Regions from separate parts of the Homo sapiens genome. Here region 1 is linked to region 2. Evidence: read pairs that join two places in POLR2A ChIA-PET (ENCODE). Cell type or tissue: PC-3. All regions are shown on one strand. Links, peaks and the distances in the headings refer to the core of each region. The heading gives the core; the rest is flanking DNA. Region 1 holds the start of NOTO (notochord homeobox). Region 2 overlaps RAB11FIP5 (RAB11 family interacting protein 5).

Region 1 (12,226 bases), core at 6,631-9,130, 100 kb before region 2:
GAACCTCCTGGCGCTCGGCGAAGGCTCTTAAATTTGGCGGGGCGGGGCATGGGGCGGCCTCTCCCCACTGCGGTCCGGGCGGGGCCCCCAAAGCCTGTGAGCGCCCGCTCTGTGCGAGGCAAGGTGGGCACAGCACCAAAGAGTGTGTTCCCTCCCTTCCTCCGCTTTTAAAAATGCCCACCCTGGGGCGGTCGTGGGGAGGACTCTGAGCTCGCTGGTGATCCTGGGCGAAACACCCAGCCACCGGGCTCCGTCTTTCTCCTTTGCTCACTGAAGAAGGGATGCCCGTTTCCCCGGGGCCTTGCAGAGGCGGAGCTGTGATCTGGAGAGCGGTAGGGCAGTGCCTGCGGTCTTGGCCTCAGCTGACCCGCGCCGTCCTTGACGCAGAAGCCTCGGCCAGATTCACCTAGGACCGCGCGGACTTTTTGTTTGTTTGTTTTAAAATGTAAATATTTTATTTATAAGCACAGTGATAAGTACATTTTCCATCTGGCCTCAGCCCTTTAGTTTCCCTGCCTTGAGATGCGCTGTGATTACCAATTTCGTTCTTTCTTTAATATTTTTTTTGGCCAGGTGCAGTGGCTCATGCCTGGCATCCCAGTACTTGTGTGGGAGGCCGAGGCGGGAGGATCGCTTGAGCTCAGGATTTGATTTGATTTGATTTGAGTTGATTTAGGGGTAAAAGATATGGCCACTATGTCTCTAACCTTGGACTTTTAGTATATAATTCTGTGTTTCCATACATAATTATCAGTTTTCTGTTGTGTCATTTATTCCTTCTTCAGACTGTAAATTCCTGAGCATAAGCATTAATATCTCCAATTTACATATTAGTAAATACAGCAAGAGAGGTTAACAGAACTGCCTTGTTTCAAATCCCCTAGGTATGTGGTTTTAATTTGCATTTATTTCCCTGAAGACCGTTCATTGTGAGCATCTTTTTACATGCTTATCAGCCACTTGGATATCCTCTTTTGTGTGAAGTGCCTGTTCAACTGGTTTGCTTATTTTTGTATTGGGTCACTATGTTTTTCTTATTGTAAGAGTTTTATGTATAGATAATTTGGAATCAAGTCCTTCGTTGTAATATACATAGAAGCAGATAACCTCTGTCACTCTGTGGCCTGCCTTTTCATTCTTTTAGTAGTCCTTTTTTTTTTTTTTTCTGAGATGGAGTTGCCCAGGCTAGAGTGCAGTGGCACAATCTTGGCTCACTGCAACCTTTGCCTCCCAGGTTCCAGCGATTTTCCTGCTTCAGTAGCTGGGATTACAGGCATGTGCCACCACACCCAGCTAATTTTTGTTAAGTATACCAAAAATAAAGCCAAACGAATAACAGACTTTATTTTTATTCATTTATTTATTTATTTAGAGATGGAGTTTCACTCTTGTTGCCCAGGCTGGAGTGCAATGGCACTCGGCTCACTGCAACCTCTGCCTCCTGGGTTCAAGCGATTCTCCTGCCCCAGCCTCCTGAGTAGCTGGGATTACAGGCACCCGCCACCATGCCCAGCTAATTTTTTGTATTTTTAGTAGAGATGGGGTTTCACCATGTTGTCCAGGCTGGTCTTGAACTCCTGACCTCAGGTGATCCACCCGCCTTGGCCTCCCAAAGTGCTGGGATTACAGGCGTAAGCCACCGCACCCAGCCCTACAACAGACTTTAAAAAGACCACTGAGATGGGTTAGTACATGAACTAGGCACTTTATAAAAGGAAATATCTGAATAGCTTAAAACCATATGTGGCTGGGCGCGGTGGCCCATGCCTGTAATCCCAGCACTTTGGGAGGCCAAGGCGGGCAGATCACTTGAGGTCAGGAGTTTGAGACCAGCCTGGCTAACATGGTGAAACCCCATCTCTACTAAAAATACAAAAACTAGCTGGGTGTTGTGGTGGGTGCCTGTAATCTCAGCTACTCGGAGGCTGAGGCAGGAGAATTGCTTGAACCTGGGAGGCGGAGGTTGCAGTGAGCCAAGACTGCACCACTGCACTCCAGCCTGGGCGAAAGAGCGAGACTCTGTCTCAAAAAAAAAAAAAGTATGAAACATACTGAACTCTGTGAGTCATCAGGGAAATGCAAATTCAAATCACATCGTGATCCACTATACACGCACCAGAAGATGGAAAATACCAAGGGCTGGCTGGGCACGGTGGCTCACACCTGTAAATCCCAGCACTTTAGGAGGCCAAGGCAGGTGTGAGGCTGAGGCGGGTGGATCACTTGAGGTCAGGAGTTCGAGACCAGCCTGACCAACATCGTGAAACCCCATCTCTACTAAAAATACAAAATTAGCCAGGTGTGGTGGTGCACACCTATAATCCCAGCTACCTGGGAGGCTGAGTCAGGAGAATCGCTTGAGCCTGGGAGGCGGAGGTTGTAGTGAGCCATTGCACTCCAGCCTGGGCAACAAGAGCAAAACTCTGTCTCAAAAAAAAAAAAAAAAAGAAAAAGAAAAAGAAAAAGAAAAAGAAAATACCGAGGGTTGATGATAATATGAAGCATCTGGAACTCTTATCCACTGAGTGTGGGCATATAAATTGGTAGAAACACTTTCGAAAAATGGATAAGCAGTATTTACTTAAGCTTAACCCTCTGATCCAGCAGTTCCTATCCTAGGTATAGTGTATACCCAACACAAATATACATATGTGTTTAACAAGAGACATGTTTCAGAATGTTCACAGCAGCATTATTTGCAATAGCCCCAAATCAGAAACTACCAGAATGTCTACCAACAGTAGAATAAAGTTGCGCCACTGCACTCCAGCCTGGGTGACAGAGTGAGACTCTTGTCTCAAAAAAATAAAAAAATAAAAAAACAAGGCAAACTTATCTATGCTACTAGAAGTCAGGAGAATGCTTGGGGGTGGTTAATGAGTGGCAAAGGGCATGACGGGAACTTCTGTGGTGGTAGCAGTGTTCTATTTATTTTCTTTTTTTTTGAGATTGAATTTCACTATTGTTGCCCAGACTGGAGTGCAGTAGCATGATCTTGGCTCATTGCAACCTCTGCCTCCCAGTTCAAACGATTCTCCTGCCTCAGCCTCCCAAGTAGCTGGGATTACAGGCATGTGCCACCATGCCGAGCAAATTTTGTATTTTTAATAGAGACAGGGTTTCACCATGTTGGTCAGGCTGGCTGGTCTCAAACTCCTGACCTTGGGTGATCCACCCGCCTCAGCCTCCCAAAGTGCTGGGATTACAGATGTGAGCCACCGTGCCCGGCCAGTGTTCTATTTCTTCATCTGGATGCTGGTTACACAGATCTTTATACTTTGTGAAAATTCAGTGCCCACTTGTTCCTGGTCTGGACCATTATCAGTCCTTCCTTTATTTAGTTGTAGTTTTGCTATTGATTTTAATCACAGGATATGGAAATACCATGTTGTTCCCATTATCCCCCTGACAGTCAGGATCAGTCACCCAGAGAGTCTGATAATACTCTTCAGTGCCTATTGATTCACTGGTGAGAGAAGCCCAAGTAGCCAGCGACAGTCTTAACTGCCAGTTCAGTGAAACCACTGCTGTGTCTCATGTGGAAATAGTTCACTCTTGGGAACTCTAGTATCTCTAGATCAGCAGAGCACAAAGTTACCGAGATAGGAAGCAAAAATTTTGCTAGAGAAACACTATGTGTTATATTGAGGAGATCTGTTCTCATTTCTACCCTCTGACCCACAAATCCTGGTTTGGGATTTCTCCCAGCACCATATGTTGGTTGCCGGTTTAGAGCACATCTTGCATCTGAAGGACATTACCCATGCCCTGCAACATGTTACTATCCAGCTAGTGCCATAATTAAGTCTTCAAAAGGTCATCCTACTGTTCTTTCAAGCCAGCTGCTTCAGGGTAATGGTAAGACCAGTGAATACCATGAGCCTGAGCCCATTGCTGTTCTTTACTTGCTGTGAAATAATTCTTTTGTCAGAAGCAATGCTATATGGAATGCCAAAGCATTCTATAAGTTCAGAGATGTTGATTTTGGCAGAAGCATTGTGGGCAGAGAAAGCAAATCTATGTCACAGTAAATGGATATTCCAGTAAGAACAAAGTAATGCCCCTATGTGATTACCCTGGCACTAGGTGGCTAGTTGGTTTTCATATTGGGGGCTCAGTGTTGGTCTCTGCTGTTGGCAGGTTGGGCACTCAGCAATGGCTGTAGTCAGATTGGTTTTAGGGAATGGAAATCCATGTTACTAAGCCCCTGTCCAACCTCCATCCCTCTCGCCATGTTCACATTTTTCATGAGCCATTATGGTAACCACACCTACTTGTCACATCATCCCCATTGAATTTTGGGAGCCCAGCTTGATAGCATAAGTTCCCTCCGTCATTTCGGGCCTACAGAGAATAGCCACCATCGAGTTCTTCAAGGATATCAGGGCTTTCCTCTTGAATGCATTTCTCATAGGCTTGATGAAGGAAGTGTCTTCTAGAACTAACCTGGGCACATATTACAGGGGCAGGTAAATAGGTCTTCCATGGCAAGTCTACCCTAGCATTCTAGCCTTCCTTAGCCATTTGATACCTCTTCTACAGTGTGCCAACTTCATCTAGAAGTTGATATCAACCAACTGAACAAACTGTTAGACTCACTCAAGCTAGGACATTGAATCAGGAATCTCTGCTTAGTTGGCCCTTATAAATAGATTCAGCCTAATATGACTTTATATTTCTTCTGTCCTCATCTCACACCTTTGGGATCCATGTCCATACATTTCCCCAGGTTTCTGTATATGTAAATTGGCAACATCATGAAATTGTTTTGGTGTGTATCATACCACTGTCTCATGGGAAAGGCTTTGTACTTCATTCTCTGTAGCCTGTTTGAACTTGAGTCTACCAGCAATGAGAGGCAGTGGAGGTAAATCCAGAGGGCCACCACTTCAAGGAAGGCCATTACAAGACCTTCAGGCAAGGGGAGATTCACTTCTTTTTTTTGAGACAGGGTCTTGCTCTGTCACCCAGGCTGGAGTGAAGTGATGTGATCATATCTCATTGTAACCTTGAACTCCTGGGCTAAATGGATCCTCCTGCCTCATGCCCAGCTAATTTTTCTTTTTCTTTCCTGTTTTTTTTTTTTTTGGTTTTGTTATTTTTAGTTCTTTTTGAAACCAAAGAAACCATTGGCTAATTTTTTAAATTTTTTGTAGAGACAGAGTTGCACAGGCAGGTCTTGAGCTCATGGGCTTAAGCAATCCTCCTGCCTCAGCCTCCCAAAATGCTGGGATTACAGGCATGAGCCACTGCGCCTAGCTGAGATTCACTTTTTCAGATAAGAGTGGAAAGTTACTTCTACTGTGAAAAGAGATTCAGCAGAATTTAGGGGCTCAGATTTGTTGGAACCTGGCCATATATATCTTCATCGCAATTTTTACAGTCTCTCTTCTTCCCAATCAATGACACAATTTTTAGCAGAAGAGACCTGAGAGGTTGGGAACATAATTTACATCATAGGACAGCCACAAAACTTTCAGGTCCTTTCCATGGACCTTGAGATGGGAATTCAAAATCCCGACTCCTCATATTCTTTCCCTAAATTCTTCAGGGCACTTAGAAACAACTCACCAATGTCATCATAATTGTTATATTCAAGCAAACATTTGGTCAATCAAAGATTTGACTTCTATAGACACCTGATTACAGTGTCTGCAAGTGATCATTTAAATAACTTTTTTGGCTGAGTGCAGTGGCTCACACCTGTAATCCCAGCACTTTGGGAGGCCGAGGCGGGCAGATCACCTGAGGTCAGTTCGAGACCAGCCTGGCCAACATGGTGAAACCCCATCTCTACTAAAAATACAAAAATTAGCCGGTCGTGGGGCTGGGTGCCGGTATTCTCAGCTACTTGAGAGGCTAAGGCAGGAGAATCGCTTGAACCCAGGAGGCAAAGGTTGCACTGAGCCGAGATCTTGCCATTGCACTCCAGCCTAGGCAACAAGAGTGTCAGACTCTGTCTCAAAAATAAATAAATTAAAATTAAAATTAAAATTAAATAAATAAATAACTTTTTTTCCTATGGCATACCATGAAGAACCAGTGATCTCTTTACCCCTGACAACCTCTGGTAAGGGTTATTTATGCCTTTAAATCTATTTAGGTCACAGAATCAATTCTAGATGACCCAGACTGAACCCATCACCCACTAAGGTTCTGTTATTCTTGGAACCATGTCCAGTAGCAGATTCTCTATTAGTCATGATCCAATCGGAGAAGCAGGACCCCTAGGAGTGACAAAGAATAAAGGATTTTTTTTTTTGAGATGGGGATCTTGCTCTGTTGCCCAGGCACATCTTGAACTCCTGGACTCAATGATTCTCTTGCCTCAGCCTCCTGAGTAGCTGAGATTACAGGTGCACACCACTGTGCCTAACAGAATAAAGGATTTTTTTTTTTCATCATACTCAACCCCAAAGAATAAAGGATTTTATTATGGGAATTTGACCTTACACAACTGTGGGAACTGGTAATAGCTCTCTGTGAGGATGTTACTTCTTTGTCTGGGTCTGGGACTAAAGTCCACAGGCAGGCATTGGGGAAGGAAAGATGGATGTGAAGTGGGAAAATTAGGACAAACTGGAACCCAGGAAGAAGGGCAAGAATGAGCTAAAACCTGCCTCAGTCTCACACCACCTCCAAGCCTCTCATTTTGTTAATGCAGGTGACTTGCAAGGAAGTCTGGTGTCCTTCATTCTGAAACTAAGCACATACTCGGCTCAGGAGCTGGGAAAACAGAAGAGGGTCTGGTGGGAGCTGAAGGACCTACACGCCCAGCTGTGGCCTCCATCTGCAAAACGAGCCAGTAGATCTGCCATAATGCGTGTGAGCTGCCATAGCACCTGCTCTGCACTGCTAAACACGGCTGCTGCTTCACTTCTGTGTCCTAAGCATCATGCCCAAAACCATTCAGGGAAGGAAATTCCGGGAAATGTAGTTCCAGCTTAGCTAAGTTGACACAACAAATTTATAATAAGGTTTAACCGGCCAGGCGCGGTTATCCCAGCACTTTGGGAGGCCAAGGTGGGCAGATCACGAGGTCAGGAGTTCAAGACCAGTCTGGCCAATATGGTGAAACCCCGTCTCTACTAAAAATACAAAAATTAGCCGGGCATGGTGGCATGCATCTGTAGTCCCAGCTATTTGGGAGGCTGAGGCAGAAGAATTGCTTGAACCCAGGAGGTGGAGGTTGCAGTGAGCTGAGATCGGGCCACTCCACTCCAGCCTGGGCAACAGAGTGAGACTCTGTCTCAAAAAAAAAAAAAAAAAAGTTTAACCATGTATAACATAAAACATAAATACCTTGGTAAAAGTCTAAAGGCATTCTTAGGCATGATAAACATGACAATCAAAATAAAGATGAGCTCCGGGTAGGGAGAAGGGAGTAGGATTAGGGAGGGTCACTTGGGCTGTCAACTTTCTGTATTGTTTTATTTCTTAACACAAAACAACCATAGTAAAAATGTTTGATGAAACTGAGTAGTGGTGGGTATATGGATATTCTTTTTATTATTCTCTATACTTGTCTATAGGCTTGAAATGTTTCATATTTTTTTCCTACCCCTCTGTATTTAAAAAAAAATTTTTGGCCAGGCCCAGTGGCTCACGTCTATAATCCCAGCACTTTGGGAGGCCGAGGTAGGCAGATCACTTGAAGTCAGGAGTTCCAGACTAGCCTGGCCAACATGGTGAAACCCCGTCTCTACAAAAAATACAAAAATTAGCTAGGTGTGGTGGTGGGTGCCTAAAATCTCAGCTACTCAGGAGGCTGAGGCAGGAGAATCGCTTGAACTCAGGAGATGGAGGTTGCAATGAGCCAAGATTGCACCACTGCACTCCAGCCTGGGTGATAGAGTGAGACTCCATTTCTAAATAAATAAATAAATATTAAAAAAAAAAGTTTTTTTGTAGTGATGGGACATTGCCATGTTGCCCAGGCTGATCTCAAACTCCTGGCCTCAGGCAATCCTCTTGCCTCAGCCCAAAGGGCTGGGATTATAGTCTTGAGCCACCTAGCCCAGCTGCCCCCTGCCCCTTGCCCCCTTGCCCCCTTCCCACTGTGTTTTTTAAAAGACAAAATACAATTTGAGAAAATGTCACAAAAGAAGAGCCAGTTGATAGACAAATTTCCCTAGCATAAAAAAATTCTTAAAAGCTGGGCACAGTGGCTCATGCCTGTAGTACCAGCACTTTGAGAGGCCGAGGTGGGCAGATCACCTGAGGTCAGTTCAAGATCAGCAAGACCAACATGGCGAAACTCCATCTCTACTAAAAATATAAAAATTAGGCAGGCATTGTGGTGGGTGCCTGTAATCCCAGTTACTTGGAAGGCTGATACAGGAGAATTGCTTGAACCCAGGAGGCGGAGGTTGCAGTGAGCTGAGATTGCGCCACTGCACTCCAGCCCGGGGAACAAGAGTGAGACTCTATCTCAAAAAAAAAAAAAGTTCTTACAAGTCAATAAAGGCAGATAGCCCCAAAGAAAAATGAGCAACATAAGTCACAGAAGACATACAAATAGATATAACCACATTAAAAGATGCTCAATGTGTTTAAAAGATTATAAGCACATTAAGATGCTTAAATTTATATAAATATAATAAATGATATTTTTGACTATTTGAGTCCCAAGATTAAAAAGATTAATAATATCCAGTGTTGGTGAAAATGAAGGGAAATAGGCCCTCTCATATATTACAGGGAAGCATGTAAATTAGTTCAAATTTTTGGAGAAATTTTTAAAATTTAAAACCTTTTTCTTTTCTTTTCTTTTCCTTTCTTTCTTTCCTTCTTTCTTTCTTTCTTTCTTTCTTTCTTTCTTTCTTTCTTTCTTTCTTTCTTTCTTTTTGTTGTTGTTGTTGTTGTTGTTGGAGACAGGGTCTTGCCCTGACACCCAGGCTGGAGTGCAGTGGGTGATCTCAGCTCACTGCAACCTCCACCCTCTGGGCTGAAGCCATCCTCCTACCTCTGCCTCCTGAGTAGCTGGGACCACAGGCACGTGCCACTGTGCCCAGCTATTTTTTTATAGTTTTAGTAGAGATGGGGTCTTGCCATGTTGCCCAGGCTGTTCTCAAACTCCTGAGCTCAAGTGATTCGCCTGCCTTGGCCTCCCAAAGTGCTGGGATTTTTTTTTTTTTTAATAGAGATGGGGCCTCACTATGTTACCCAGCGTAGTCTTGAACTCCTGGGCTCAAGCGATTCGCCTGCCTCAGCCTCCCAAAGTGCTGGGATCACAGGAGTGAGCCGCTGAGCCCAGCCAGGAGAATAATTTGCAATAGCTACTAAAATGTCAAAAGATTCCTTTTCAAAGATTCCTGTATAAGGATGTACATTGTAGCACCTTTTATAGTAGCAAAAGCCTGGAGGCAACTTAAGCATTCCCTAGATCTCCAGTGCCTAGAAGCAATCCAGGATTTTCTGATGAAATTAATTTTGGCGCTCAACCTTGAACAATCAGTTTTCTTTTTCTCACTTAATTGTGGAAATTCCTCCAAGCTACCCAGTTTAGACCTAACTCATTCTTTTTAGTGTCTGCTTAATGTTCCACAGTATGGGTGTGCCACAATTTATTCAACCTTTCTTCTGTTGAAAGGCATTCAGGTTGTTTTCTGCTTCTGCCCTACAAACAGAACTGGTAAGAAACATTATTTTAAATATATATTGTGTACTGGCTCTTTTATTTCTATACAAAAAGATCCCTGAATAGTATTAATGGACAGAAACCTGTAAGAGTTTATATTTTTAAATTGTAATTGATATTACCTTATTGATTTCTAAGACACTGTAAAAATTCACATGGCCCTTGTGACCTGCTGTATCCTCAGGGCCTAGTCCATGCCAGGGACTCAGTTGGCCAAACTAAAATAAAAATATTTAAAAAGAACAAATAAATTTGTCCAGGAGCTCTCGAGCTGTCCTCCAGCCAAATTCTTCCCCACTTCCCAACCCTCTTTCCCCACTAAAGGATTTTCCTTCCTTTTTTTTGTCTAAACCCATTAATATGCAAGTGAGCTGGGTAGCAAGGAGGAGAAGGAGGGAAAAATGGTAATAATAATAATGGGTAATATTTACAGATCACTTAAGCTTTGCACTTGGGTTATCTCACTTAAGTAGAGAATGAGTTTCCTTCTCTGGATTGAGGGAAGAAGAACGTTTTGAGCACTGGTTGAGATCTCAGAGTCACTGGGGAAGATGTGTTAGGAAGCCCCTTTGCTGCCCTTTCCCAACACCCTGTGAATCCTTGTCCCTTTTCTCCTTTTTCACTCTCCTTTTGCAGGGTCTTCATCTCTCTTTCTTTCTTTCTCTCTCTCTCTTTTCCCTCCCCTCTCTTTGTCCTTCCCTCTATTCCTTCCTTTCTCTTTCTCTCTCTTTTCTTCTTCCTTGTCTTTCCAAAGGGAAGCTTTTTCATGCAGAAGAAAGGTGCTAAATGGTGATGATGGAGTTTGTTGGACCTGGATGGAGGGCTGCCATGCAACGTGCCCTAAGTCAAGCCCAGCTTGCAGGGTCAGAGGGCCCCAGAGCTGCCTTGGGGAGGCCCCATACCACCTCCCCCTACCCCCTGCCTGGGCTGTCTCAGCTCCAGCCCACACCTGCTCTCCCCTCCCCTGCCCCTCCTGCTTCCCCTGCACCTGACAGGCCAAGAGCAAACAAGGTTGGTTGTTTGTTCCTCCCTCCCTGGAATGCACAGCTAACACATTGCACTTTGCAGTTACCTAGTGTTTCCTAACTTTTTCTTATGTATGCTGCCTTTAAGATTTTCTCTGAAATTCTATGCCCTTCAATTAGACTGAAGTCGACAAACATTTACTTGTTTGAGGCCTATTCTGTGTTGGGTTTTATGAGGGGTACAAAGTGCAATGAAATATACAATTCCTGCCCAATGGGAGCTCAGAGTCTTACGGTGAGGGTGGAGGGAGGGGACAGAGAGACTCATCCACAACTAGCTAATGCAACTGCCAAACCAAAGGGATGGATTCTATGGGAGTACAAAGGATGGAGAGATTAGTAATAACTTCATAGGCCAGGTGCAGTGATTTATGCCTGTAATCCCCACACTTTGGGAGGCCGAGGCAGGCAGATCACCTGAGGTCTGGAGTTCAAGACCAGCCTGGCCAACATAGTGAAACCCTGTCTCTACTAAAAATACAAAATTAGCCAGGCATGGTGGTGCATGCCTGTAATCCCAGCCACTCAGGAGGCTGAGGCAGGAGAATTGCTTGAACCCAGGAGGCGGAGGTTGCAGTGAGCCGAGATCGTGCCATTGCACTCCAGCCTGGGCCACAGGTGAGACTCCGTCTCAAAAATAAATAAATAAATAAATAAATAAATAAATAGATAAAGTAATAACTTCATAGGTCCAGGAGGGCTCTGTGGAGGACACTTTCCTCTGCAGAGGCATCTGAAGAGAGGGAAGTCTATCAAGGGATGAGAGTGGGTGAGATCACACGGAGAGAAAATGCTGTAGTAAAAGAGAAAGGGGCTTGTATGGATCCCTTGGGGACTGCTATGTTTAGGGACAGCAAGGACAGAAGAAGAAGGATTAGTCAGAGAGGAAGGTTGACAGCCAGGGCAAATAACCCTTGTGCAGTGAGATAAGTATGTTTTCTATTCACTTGGAGCACTTTATACAGCTGGTTGGGACTTTAGCAGCAAACTAGTCAAAGCCCTTTCTTTCTTTCCTTCCTTCCTTCCTTCTTTCTTTCGTTCTTTTTTTTCCTTCCTTCCTTCCTTCCTTCCTTCCTTCCTTCCTTCCTTCCTTCCCTCCCTCCTGCTCTCCTTCTCTCTTTCTCTCTTTCTTTCTCAGAGTCTCGCTCTGTTACCAGGCTGGAGTGCAGTGGTGCAATCTGGGCTCACTGCAACCTCTGCCTCCCGGGTTCAAGCGATACTCCTGCCTCAGCCTCCCGAGTAGCTGGGACTACAGGTGCGTGCCACCACACCTGGCTCTTTTTTTGTATTTTTAGTAGAGACAGGGTTTCACCATGTTGGCCAGCATGGTCTCGAACTTCAGACCTCATGATCCGCCTGCCTTGGCCTCCCAAAGTGCTGGGATTACAGGCGTGAGCCACCATGCCCGGCCTTTTTTTTTGTTTTTTGTTTTTTTTTTTGAGATGGAGTCTCACTCCATCACCCAGGCTGGAGTGCAGTGGCACGACCTTGGCTCACTGCAACCTCTGCCTCCCAGGTTCAAACAACTCTCCTGCCTTGGCCTCCCAAGTAGCTGGGACTA
Region 2 (12,226 bases), core at 4,007-6,506:
AAGGAATTTTCTCTTACTGTGCCTTTTCTTACTGTGTCCATCATGTCCTGGCTGCAGAGGCACCTGGGACAAGTCCCAGATAATCACCATCTTCATCAAAACCCTTGTGTCCTGAGCATGTGCTGGCTGGGCCTTGGAGAGTTCAAGTGCCCCAGATGGTGCCCCTGACAGAGAGATGAAGTCAAGGTGGGTGCTTTGCAGGTGGAGCAGCTTAGTTCCTGCAGTGAAGGATGTGCCAGTTAGTGATATATGTGCTGCAGGCAGCCCGGACTCTGAGCACCAGGTGGGTGTCAGGGGAATTGTATGGGGGCAGAATCACTGTCCTTCCTCCTGGTTTGGTGAGAGTGTTGTTTCTCCAGTGGTTTCTGATCTAGGAGGCCTAATTCATCTTAACACTCTTAATTTCTAGAAAGTGCTTAATGCTGCCTGCTCCTCCCCAGTGTGTTCCTTTGGTAACTTACCCCCTCCTGGGGGAGGGATGAGTATTTCTAGGGTCAGTCCTCTCAGAAGCAGCGTGTCCTCGGGACTTGGGAAGGCAAGCCTTACTGGGCAGGAGAAAGACACAGGTTTCTCCTGGGTACCGATTGAGTGTCCTTAAGGACAAGCCCAGGTGGAGAGCCCAGGTGGCCGCTGACCTTAAAGTGATGTAAAGCGTTAGGGACCATCCTTGTGGTTCCCACATGGGGTCTGGGTGAATTCACTCACCTGTGGGGCCCCACCCCCAAACCCACTGAGAAATATAGATAACCAGGCCGGGACCTTCTAGTTCAGTAAGTCTGGGTGGCGTCTTGGGTGGATTTATATCTGTATATAAATCCTGCACCGATGCATAGCAGGTTTGGGTGCTACAGCTGTGGAGCTGTGAAAATGAGAGCTGTCTTGTGAGCCATTGTCTAGATGAATGTTGGGGCCTTGGTCACACCCTGATTGATTTTGGCCATGTCTCTGCCCTGGATGAAAGTGACAGGTCAGGCCTCAGCTTGGGCTTTGGAGTTCCTAAGCCCAGTGCCCCAGTCAGCTAGGCCTGGTGAAGGGCACAGAGAGGGAGAAAAAACCTTGATCAGGTAGGGAGGAAGGAACAGTAGCAGAATCTCCAAAACTGGAGACCAGGGCCTATCTCTTGCACAGCCAGACTTGGGAAGTTGAGGTTGGATTTTTTTTTTTTTTTTTTTTTTTTTGAGACAAAGTCTCACTCTGTTGCCCAGGCTGGAGTGCAGTGATATAATCTTGGCTCACTGCAACTTCCGCTTCCCAGGTTCAAGTGATTCTCATGCCTCAGCTTCCCGAGCAGCTCAGATTACAAACGTGTGCCACCACACCCAGCTAATTATTGTATTTTTAGTAGACACGGGGTTTCGCCATGTTGGCCAGGCAGGTCTCAAACTCCTGGCCTCAAGTGATCTGCCCGCCTTGGCCTCCCAAAGTGCTGGGATTGCAGGCATGAGCCACCATGCGCGTCCGAGGTTGAATATTTATTAAAGGATCTGGCACGTTCCCTTGAAGGCTAGGCAGAGCGATCGGCGTCAGGGATTCAAGAGCAGGAGTCCTAAGAGCTCACGGTCGTGGGAGAGAGTGAGAGGATAAGCTGGTTTTGCCAACCAGGCTTGGCGTGCCTTAGCCTCCCAACAGCCAAGAGGATGGTTGTCCCCACCTGAGGGCCAAGGAAGCGGAGGCTGAGGGAGGTGACCTGGTCAGTGGGGGACCCAGCACTCACCACCATGCCCTGCTGTCAGGCGCATCCAGATGAGAGCTGAGAGAGGGCCCTGCAGGGTTGTAACAGCTCCAGACTGTGCATGCATGATTTCTTTACTTTGGAGCTGTGTGCCCCAGGGGATACTCAGTCAATATCCACAAGAAACACAGTCCAGCAAGGGAGACCTTGGGTGCCCAGGACATGACAACACCAGGGGGTCCTGGGGCACGGTGCTGCCAGATCTGGCTGTAGAGTGAGTTTGGTTCAGAGTGTGTATGCCTGGTCAGAAAGAGGAGGGACTGGGCCAGGCCAGCAGGATGGTGGCAGCTGAGGGAGCTTCCCAGAGGAGTGGGACTTGAACTAGGTCATAGGACCCTGCTGTCATATTCCCCGTGGGGGCTTCAGTCTCTAGGGATGAGGTGCTCAGAGCCCATTTGCTCTGCTGCGTGTGGGGCTCTGTGAAAAGAAAGCCTCCATTTGTTTTCATTGCGGATTCCTCAGCCCCCCTCGACAGTGTTCATAGTTTTCCATTCTCCAGTGGACCTCCATGGTGCCCGACAGGTCTGTGGGGCTGTCTGGTCCAGGCACAGGGAAGTAGCACCTCTAGGGAGGGGGAGGATGTGGCCATCTCAGCTCATGTAGGCCATACTTCTGGGAGAAGGTCTGCTCTGGTTGAGTCCCTGGGGTGCCCAGGGTGGCCAAGGTGCCAGGCAGTATCCCATTCAGTCCTGCCCTTGACTGGGTTGCAGAGGGAGGTGGGGCTGGAAGGGAGGTGGACGAGTGATGGCAGCTGGGGTCCAGAGGTAGGTCCTGGCCATTCTCCATTTCACTGTGCTCTGGATGGGAGAGCCTAAAAAATATTCAGGGAAGCTTTTTCTTTTTCCTTCCGTGCTTCCTTGAAAAACAAGTCCAGGGAGAAACCCAAATTCCCTGTGGGGGAGGGCTGGGCAGAACAGGAGAAGGGGAAGTGACCTTATAGGGGAGAGAGGCCCAAAAGGTCCTTGTGGCAAAGGACCTGAAACTCGGCCTCCCGCCTTCCTCTGAGGGCTGGGAGGCAGAGGAGCACGGCCCATTTTGTGGCTCAGGAAGCTGAGATGAGATAGGAGCAAGAGCTTTCCCTTGTCTCTTTTTCCTATTACCACAGTAATATATGCTCCTTATAAAACATTCAAATAGGACAAAAATAGACAATGTAGGAAGTGCTAGTTCCCTGCAATCTCACCACAGGGCCCCGGTCCCCTCAGGTAATTGCATTACCGCTGTGGTGTGTGCAGTGTGAGTAGCTGGGGCTGAGGGCCCCTGACCTGTCTGCCCCAGCAAAGGCTGGCTGTGCTTGCTGATCCTAGTTACTCAGGGCTTGGGCGGTTTGGGGCTGGAGTCCATACCCTTCTCTTTTGCCCTACCTCCCAGGACTTTCCTGTGCTAGATAGGGCCTAGCCCAGATTTAGGGAAAGTGACTAGGGCTTGGCCTCTAAATAGGTAAAGGGTCAGGCCCACGGTGGTCACTGGGCTGAGAACGTAGAGGTGTGAGGCTGTTGATGCTGCTGGCTGGTCTTTCTGTCAAACTTCCTCTCCTGCCCCACAGACACCCTCACATACATCCTCCAGTCTGTCTGTCTCAATTAGCCTCTCCTCCCCTCACTTCTGCCCGTGCCTTATGAGAGAGGCACCCGCTCGGGCATTTTCTCTGTCCGCCCTGCCTGTGGCACCATCTGTTCCTACCCGGCCTTCTCAGGGGATTGTCTCTCAGGTTTGGGAGGGAAAACCAAAGTCTAGGCTCAGGCCGCTCAGGCTGCGGAGTAGGTCTCCACGGAGGGGACGGGCCATAGCCCACCAGGATTTCGTCATGATGGGCTCTTCTATAGGGATGTAGAAGAGTCAGAGGTGCCCCAGGAAGCCTTTTTAAAAAAACTTCAACATTAAAAAATAATCAAAATACTACCACCACTACCACCAAGCTTTTGCTGTGACTTAATTCTGGATCTTTGGATGTATAGGGACTTTTCATACAAAGGCTCCCCACACCCCACTCTGTGTCCACCAGAAGCTCAGGGAGCTGGCATTGTTGGGGGCAGAGCTCAGGCGGGAGGTGGATCCTGCATCACTGACTGCGGCTTGGGTAGCTCTGTGTGCGTGTGTGTGTGTGTGTATGTGTGTGTGTGCTGTGCAGTCACCAAGGGACTTTGAGCCCTTTAGTGACCAGCCTGACCACTACCACCGGGCTTTATTCCACCTTCATGCTCGATTGGCTGGGTCTGGAATTCCAGGCTAGTGGAAGGCTTTTCCCTCAGAAATGTGAAGACATTCCTTCATGTGGTGCCCAGTGTTGCTAAGGAAGACTCCAGTGCTGTTCGAATCCTTTCATGCCTGGTGTTCTAAGCCTCATAGTCATATCTGTTGGCATGTGTCTGTCTTAGTTCATTGCGCTGCATACTTGTAGGACTGTTCTAGCATTCATGTTCTTCAGTTCAGAAAAACATTCTTGTATGATTTCCTTCATAGTTTCTTCCTTTTTGTGTTCCCTGCTCTCTTTTTTTTAGTTAATAAAGTCTATTTTTCAGAGCAGTTTTAAGTTTACAGAAAAACGAGTGAAAAGTATAGAGAGTTCCCATCTACTCCACCCACGCCCCCACCGCCATTTCTTCTGTTAACATCTTGCATTAGTGTGGCATGTTTGTTGTATTTGAGAGCCAATATCAACACGTCATTGTTAACTAGAGTCTATACATTATGTTAGGGTTCACTTGCTGTTTTGTGCATTCTGTGGGTGTATAACAATGCATGTCCACCATTACGGTAGCATGCAGGATAGTTTTTCTCTCCTGAGAAGTCCCTGTGCTCTGCCTATTCATCGCTCTGTCCTCTCTTCAATCCCCCAGCAACCACTGATCTTTTCACTGTCTCCATAGTTTTGCCTTTTGCAGAATGTCAAATAGTTTTGTCGTGCAAGCATGAAGCCTTTTCAGATTGTCTTCTTTCACTTATGTATGTAAGATCCATCCGTGTCTGTTCATGGCTTGATAGCCTATTTATTTTTATCATTAAGTAGTATTCCATTGTCTGGATGTACCACAGTTTGCTTATCTTTTCACCTACTGGAGGACACCTTGGCAGCTTCCAAGTTTTGGCAATCATGAACAGAGCTGCTATAAACATTTGTGTGCAGGGTGTTTCTTTGGACATAAGTCTTTACCTCAGTAGGCAAAGTACCAAGAAGTGTGATTGCTCCTTGTGTGATCGGAGTTTGCTTAGTTCTCTAAGAAACTGCCAACCCCTGCATAAGAACATCTCTCCCCAGTAGGGCGGGCCCCAGCCACCCTGTGTGGTGGCCATGTGTGTTGGGGGCTGTCTCTGTGTCTCTCTGGGCACAGTGGGTGTGCACCGGGAAGAACTTAAGCTTTGGAGGGCTGGACACCTGGCTCTGAGTCTCCACGGATGGGTTCCTTTACCACTGAGCCTCACCCTCCTGATCTGTACAATGGGGTAGTACCTCTTACCTCATATGCTTTTTGGGAGGTATGTGCGGGAGTGAGGTAAGAACCCTCATGCTGGTCGTAATGCACCATAGATGCTCAACAGATATGAGCGCTCTTCGTCTTTCCTGGGTCTCTTTCTGCCATTCTTGTCTGTTCCTGCATCTTGTAGAGGTATTCCTGACAGGGCTTGGGGTGAGTCAGTGTGTGAGTGAGGTGTGTGTGTGTGTGTGTGTGTGTGTGTGTGTGTATACATACATGAGTGTATGCACTAGCATTCCTGTGTTCCTGGCCCTGGGCCTCTGGGTGAGCTGTTCTTTCCTGGGCTCACGGTGGCTGGGAGCAGAGCTTTGGCTGGGACTGGCCAGAGGAGATGATGTCAACAGGGAGAAATGTGGGTAGGTCTGTCTGTGCTGGGGCCTGGAGATGGGAGGGCTCTCCCAGGCCCAGCCTCACCCCTCTGGGCCTCAGAGTTTCAGATGTAGGGGAGATGGGGCAGAGGAGAGGTCTCTGAGCACCAGGAGAAGGTCCTGGGGTGGGAGGAGGCATGGTGTGGTAACCGCCGCCCTACCTGGTGGCACCCGAGGAGCTTCCCCACTCAGGATGTGGTTTTCTCCATCATGGAAATGTTTTGGATAGTTTCTCAGCTGCATCTGAAGCCTGGAAGCCCAGGCCGATGGGTCAGAGCAGGAGCCTTTGGGGAGAGGCTATCAGTGGCTCTCAGAGCAAGGAGGGGTCTGGGCAGTGCCTGGTACCGGGCGGGAGCCAGGCTCCCTGGGCCCGTGACTGAGTTCTGCCTGCTCCCCTCTTCTCACAGGTGGTACAAGCTGCACTCCAAGCCAGGCAAGAAGGAGAAGGAACGCGGCGAGATTGAAGTCACCATCCAGTTCACGCGCAACAACCTGAGCGCCAGTATGTTTGACCTGTCCATGAAGGACAAGCCAAGGTCTCCCTTCAGCAAGATCAGGGACAAGATGAAGGGCAAGAAGAAGTATGATCTGGAATCTGCCTCTGCCATCCTCCCAAGCAGCGCCATAGAGGATCCTGACCTGGGCAGCCTGGGCAAGATGGGCAAAGCCAAAGGCTTCTTCCTCCGCAACAAGCTGCGCAAGTCGTCCCTGACCCAGTCCAACACCTCGCTGGGCTCGGACAGCACCCTGTCCTCAGCCAGCGGGAGCTTGGCCTACCAGGGACCTGGCGCCGAACTCCTCACCCGCTCACCAAGCCGTAGCAGCTGGCTGTCCACTGAAGGGGGTGAGCAAGCACAGGGCCGCCGCCCTGGGGAGGGGGGCACTGGCTCTCCCCTTGGGTGGTGATGAAGGCCTGGGGCCAGGAAATGGGGCCTCTCTTCCTGCGAGCTAACTCTGTGTGTTTCCCCTGCAGGCAGGGACTCTGCACAGTCCCCCAAGCTGTTCACCCATAAGAGGACCTACAGCGATGAGGCCAACCAGATGCGAGTGGCTCCTCCTCGGGCCCTTCTGGACCTTCAGGGCCACCTGGATGCTGCCTCCCGCTCTTCGCTCTGTGTCAATGGGAGCCACATTTACAATGAGGAGCCCCAGGGCCCTGTGCGGCACCGCAGCTCCATCTCGGGCTCGCTTCCATCCTCTGGCTCCTTGCAAGCTGTCTCTTCCCGGTTCTCCGAGGAGGGGCCTCGTTCCACAGATGACACCTGGCCCAGAGGCAGTCGTAGCAACAGCAGCTCAGAGGCAGTGCTTGGACAGGAGGAGCTGAGTGCTCAGGCTAAAGTCCTGGCCCCTGGGGCCAGCCACCCTGGAGAGGAGGAGGGGGCCCGGCTACCAGAGGGCAAGCCAGTCCAGGTTGCCACACCCATAGTGGCCTCCTCTGAGGCTGTGGCAGAGAAGGAGGGAGCCCGGAAGGAGGAACGCAAGCCCCGGATGGGTCTCTTCCACCACCACCACCAAGGCCTAAGTCGGAGCGAGTTGGGTCGCCGAAGCTCTCTGGGGGAAAAGGGGGGTCCCATCCTGGGGGCCTCCCCACATCACTCATCCAGTGGGGAGGAAAAGGCCAAGAGTAGCTGGTTTGGCTTGAGAGAAGCCAAGGACCCGACTCAGAAACCCAGGTAAGTCGTTGGCAAGACCAACTTTGCTCCTTGGGGAGGATGCTGGGGTGTGTGCTGCCTGGACCCTGGGGCAGGGAGGAAGGAGTAGATATGGACCTCAGGCAGGCTGCTGGGGCTCTGGCTTTGCATGGTTTAGTGGGGTGTCTCCCTAAGCCAAGGTTCGTTCTGTGCTCACGGACACAGGTGAGTTACGAGGGCATAGTGCTCTGAGAGTCCTATGGATTGAGGGGTCCGACTTCTCAGCCCTAGGCCTTGCTGCATGAGTTGGCATGCCCACCCCCTGAGCTGGAGGGAAGCAGGAAAGTCCATTTGTGTGAATTCTTTGCTTCCTGACCTCCACCTCTTGCCCTCTGGCCTCAAGGTAAGGAAGCCTTGGTAGAGAGATGAGGACTGGAGACCGCACTCTCAGACTTCCCTTCCCCTCTCTGGAGCTAGAGGACTTCTCCCCAGCTGTCTCTGTGATCACTTCCCTCTGGGAGACGGGAGTCAAATAACTGAAGCCACCACTCCTTCCCCCGTCCATTCACCTGCCAGTTGCTTCCCCAGGCAAGAGGCTGTGGGCAGCTCCCATGAAATCTGTAACCCATCTCTGTCCTTGGAGACCCTGGGAGCTCTGGCCCTCTCTGATGTCTCTTGGTCTTGAGGTATGGCACCGTGGGAAGTGCTGGTGGCAGCTGTTTTGTTTTGAATATACTGAGTCCCCCATTTCAGGCCCTGGGCAGAGACCCTGATGCCTACCATTTGCTTCCTCCTAATTCTGAGCCAGGAGAGGCTGCAGAATTGTATAGCAGGGTCCAGAGAGGGGCTCCAGGTACAGGTCACAGAAGTGTGTGTCGCACCTTCCCAAGGGCCTGGGGCCAGCCCTCATAGGCAGCATCTGTGGCAGCCCTGGCCAGTGTGGTGAGAGCACTGTTTCTCTCAACAAGCCTGCCCTTCCCGCTCCATGGCTGCTTGGACAGGTTTAGAGGACAAGCACAGTAACAAGGGGGCAAAAGATAGGGCAGAGGAAGGACCCTAAACCTGTTGCCCAGAGGGGAGAGGAATCTTGTAGTCCTGGCTTTTTGTTTCCCTGTGGCACTCTGAGTCTGTTGAGAGGAGTGGAGAGAGACATGCAGGCCTTTCTAGGTTTGGGCCATGGTCAGCTGACAATCCCTGTTAGACCCTCATAGATAGGGGTATGGGGGGGTGGATCAGTTTCAGGGGCATGCCACCCCTTGCCTCCCTTGCTTGGTATGGCAGCTCCTGTCCCTACTGCCCCGCCCCTACTCACCAGAGCTCAGGTGAGCTGCTGGCCATCTGCGGCCTAGGGGAAGATTGGGAAGAAGGGGACAGGCCTTTCCCAGATGCCAGGCTGAGCCTGGTGTCCCTGTGACAGCCAGCCAGAGGTATTTGGAGGTGGTAGGGTAGAGGGAGGTAGCAGGAGATCTGGACAGGGCATTTGCTGGGAGGAGCTGAGGGCCTGGATTGAAAGGGGCACAGAGCACAGGCTCAGTGTGGTTGTGCGTACGGTGTCTCTGGGCCTTTTCTGGGGCAAGGTGAATGCTGGGGCCATTTGTAGGTGAGTCCTGCCCAGGCTTTGGGCTTGGACTCCCACAGGCTGTGAGTCTGTGGGGTTGTCACTGGCCTGGGGCACTTACAGTCTCCATCCTCTTTCTCCTGCTTCCCCATATCTCCTAATGGCCTCTTGGAATCTGGAGGATTTGGGTCACTGATGGCCATAAGGAAGCTGAGGTTTCTGTCCTGCTGTCACTTGAATTCTGAGCCTTGTCTTTAGCAGGATGGAGGGCACTCAGCATCCCTCCCAAGATGGGGCCTATTTGCAGGTGGCGGCTGCAGGGCCAGGCTCTGTGGCCGTGCATGCAGATGGGGTGGGAGGGGCTGTGCTTTGGGTAAGATGGCCTGGCCTGGACAGATGTGACACCTGGCCTTTGAGCTCAATCAGCAGCATCCTGGCCTTGTGTGCCTTGCAGGGAGGGGAAGGCTGGCCTGGAAGAAAGGACTGTTGGCGCTTCCCCAGAGGGCTTGCTTAGGGCCTCTGAGGAGAGAAGGAGAGGTGGGCTGCCTCATGGCAGGAAGCTGTGGGTTAGACCCAGAACTGGAGTGACTGAATGTAGCTGCAGGATCTCCAGCTGGGGCCTGGGGAGCCTGTCCCCAGGTCCAGAGAATGGGGGCCTCTGCCTTGGGGCTACCATTGCAGATTGTGGGATGTTCCTCACTAGGAAGAACAGCGGCGCCCTCTAGTGCTCCCATGTGGCACTGATGCCCCACAGAGAGGCCCGGGGCTGAACGTGTTGAGTATGGTATCCAGAGAAAGGCTGCTGCCGTGGGGAAGGAACAAATGAGGCTATACAGGGCTGAGAAGAGGGTCCTGCTGTTCCTCTGATGTGGCCTTTGTCTGCTGGGGGCCATGGCAGTCACACTGGGCCCCTACCAGTGTGTGCTGGAGCAGGGAGTAGGTAGTTGAGACCAAGCTTGTCTTGGCCACAGGACTTAGCCTCATTCCCCTGCCCTGTTATGAGCCATTCACACTGAGCTGCAGCACAGGCTACTTCACGTGTGTTTGAGGACAGGCAAGACCACGCATTTTAAACCCGCCAGGGCCAAAGTGGATTGTCTTTGTGTCTATCCCGGGTCATCCTTGTGTTCCCTTGTTCCCCGCCCCCCACACTAACCATAGGACTCTATGCACAGAAGGGGATCAAATGTTGATTACAAAAACTTTTAAAGTTGGGAATAAGTGTGGTACAACATAGAGATGAGTGTATCATGATGGTGGCCTCTGGCAGTCTCTGCAGTGCCTCCCTGCACCAGGTGTGGTAGGCAACAAGGTCCCTCCCTGTGGGCCTGGAATGTGCTGTGGCAGCGGAAGGAGCTTGGCTGCATTCTTGGTGGTGTAAATGAGTAACTATAATGTGCTCCCAGTGGCTTGGAGTTAGTGCAGCCTCACGTCCTGCTCTCCTCATGTGCTCCTCACAACCATGCTCTTGTCATGGTTACTGTATTAACAGTGTTCTGGTTTGGAAGATAAATGATACGTTCTCCCTACTTACAGCTTACAAGGCCCCTGTCACCTCATTGTGCCCAGGTGATGGGAGAGGATGTACCCGTCTCTTGGACATGTTTCCTGCACGTTGGGCCCATCTCAGGAGGGTCAGGAGGTCGTGCCTCAGGATGGAAGGCTGAAGGGCAGTGTTGCTAGAGATGAACGTGCCTCCAAGGCTGGCTTCGGCCTTTGGGGGATTGCCTGGTAGAGAGCTTGTGCAGATTCACTTGCCATCTCTGGGACCAGTGTGTGGAAATAACAAGGACACAGAGCTCTTTTCAGCCCAAGGAAGAGTTGTCTGCTAGTGACACCTGGCCTTCAGCTACAGAGGTAGCCCTGTGGTGTAGTGTTTAAGAAGAGGGGCTGTCAGGGTGAACAGGTGGTTCCTGTGTTGAGTGGCAGGTTCAACCAATTGTTCAGAGCTTCCTGCAGGCAGTAAAGTTTTATTCCCTCAGGTTGAAGGGGCAGAGACATCTGGACTTCTGACTTCCTTCCCAGCATTTGATCCTAAAAGAGAAGACAAATCAGCATATATTGCTGCCCCCACCGCTTGGGGGTGGGGAGAGTGTGCCAGGCCGGCACAGTAGGTTCTAGGATGCAGAGGTGTTTATTTGTTCTCAGAGCATGACCTGCAAAGACAAGCATACGTGGGAATATGTTCCTGACCTGGGCCAGGTGGAGTGGGAGGGAGATGTTTTGAAGTGAGAACCTTCAGAATGTGCACTTGGTGTGGAGCAAGGAAGAGGAAGGCATGAAGGAGGGATGTGTTACCAGATAGGAGGATGGACAGATGCCCTCAGAAGTACTGCTGGCTCTGTAAAGCCTGCCAGGCCTGGTGCTTGGAGTCCCTTCCTCCAGGGAGAGCCCTTTGCTGATTCTATACAAACAGGTTTGTGTGTACCTCTGGGGAGCTGGCCGGGAGAGGGAGGTTGCCGAGCCTAACCTGAGGCTCCCAGTCTACTCCCCTGCCGCTCTTGTCCCTGCAGTTCTGACTGCCAGCCAGGTTGCTGAAAGACTGCAAGGGTGAGTGCAGGCCAGGTTAGGGCTGAGGGGGCAGAGTTAAGCGTAGTGCTTTTAATGTTGATGGGACTCTCTTCCTTCAGACCACTGTGGCCTATTGTCATAAAGGGGGCTGGGGAGAGAAGCAGCTCAGAGTGCTCTAGCCCTGTTCCTGGGGGCCCGGGTCCTGTAGACAGGGTTGGGCTGGGTGTGGTATGGATGCACTAATGGCAAGTGGGCTGAGGTCAGGCTCTTGACCTGGTGGTGGTGTATGTTGCTTCTCACTCCCCTTGGTCCCCACAGCAGGCATGTGTGCCTTGGCCTGGGGCTTGTCTGGAATGAAGGGAGAAAGGGCATCTGCTGGGGTTGAGGCTCTGGGCCCACGATTCTTCCTCTTTTGGTATCTTCACCATGTCCATAGAAGCAGGGTAGTAGTGGAAGCCCAGGTGGGGTGGGAACAGGTGGGAATTTTTACCTCCCTCTCCCTCCATCTTTAGGTGGAGGGGATGAGACTGAGAATTTACCTTTGGATGGGGAGTTATTGTAAGGGGAAAAATAGGGTCAGGAGACTCTCGGGAAACTGATTCTTACGAGAAATCCCTGGGTTTGGGACCTGTGAGGCTGACCTCCCTTCTCCCAGAACCATCTTTGGAGCTACCTGTGCCTCTGTTTAGTTGGACTCCTTCCTGTGGTCCGCCCCTGGTGGTAGCTGCCGAGCTGACCTGCCTCAGTCCACCTCTGTGTGGGTCTGCCCTCTTTGGGCCCTGGGTTCCTGGGAGAATCCGGGCAAGCTCCAGACAGCTCATGCTCTTTCCACAGGTGCCCTTCCTACCCCAAGCCACACTCCTTATGGGCTGGCTGGCCAAAGCCCGGCTTCTGCCCCTTCAGGACTCACTGTCTACATTTCCTGTGCAAGAAGCTGGTTGGCTTGAAAA

What was found. ChIA-PET counts read pairs that join two places held together with the same protein. Peaks named below come from ENCODE experiments on the same cell type or tissue, not always from the same donor. Only the 100,000 strongest peaks of a DNase experiment are listed, where the experiment ranks them.
Region 1: POLR2A ChIA-PET joins it to region 2 with 8 read pairs; 3 of 35 experiments call an interaction of 5 or more read pairs at or near these places.

Annotation. Positions count from the first base shown.
Region 1 is chr2:73,190,349-73,202,574 of GRCh38, reverse strand. NOTO (notochord homeobox) reads right to left here and starts at 1. Exons shown (of 3, transcript NM_001134462.2): 1 at 1. RefSeq lists a silencer at 7,606-7,775. In PC-3, for the core only: no CTCF peak of the experiment used is centred there; no DNase peak of the experiment used is centred there; H3K27me3 peaks cover 357 bases.
Region 2 is chr2:73,083,073-73,095,298 of GRCh38, reverse strand. RAB11FIP5 (RAB11 family interacting protein 5) reads left to right here. Exons shown (of 6, transcript NM_001371272.1): 2 at 5,984-6,420; 3 at 6,550-7,249. Among named protein-coding and RNA genes, the nearest start is that of SFXN5, 17 kb to the right of the region's middle. RefSeq lists enhancers at 9,356-9,405, 10,624-10,918. In PC-3, for the core only: no CTCF peak of the experiment used is centred there; a DNase peak (open chromatin) is centred at 5,468; H3K27ac peaks cover 626 bases.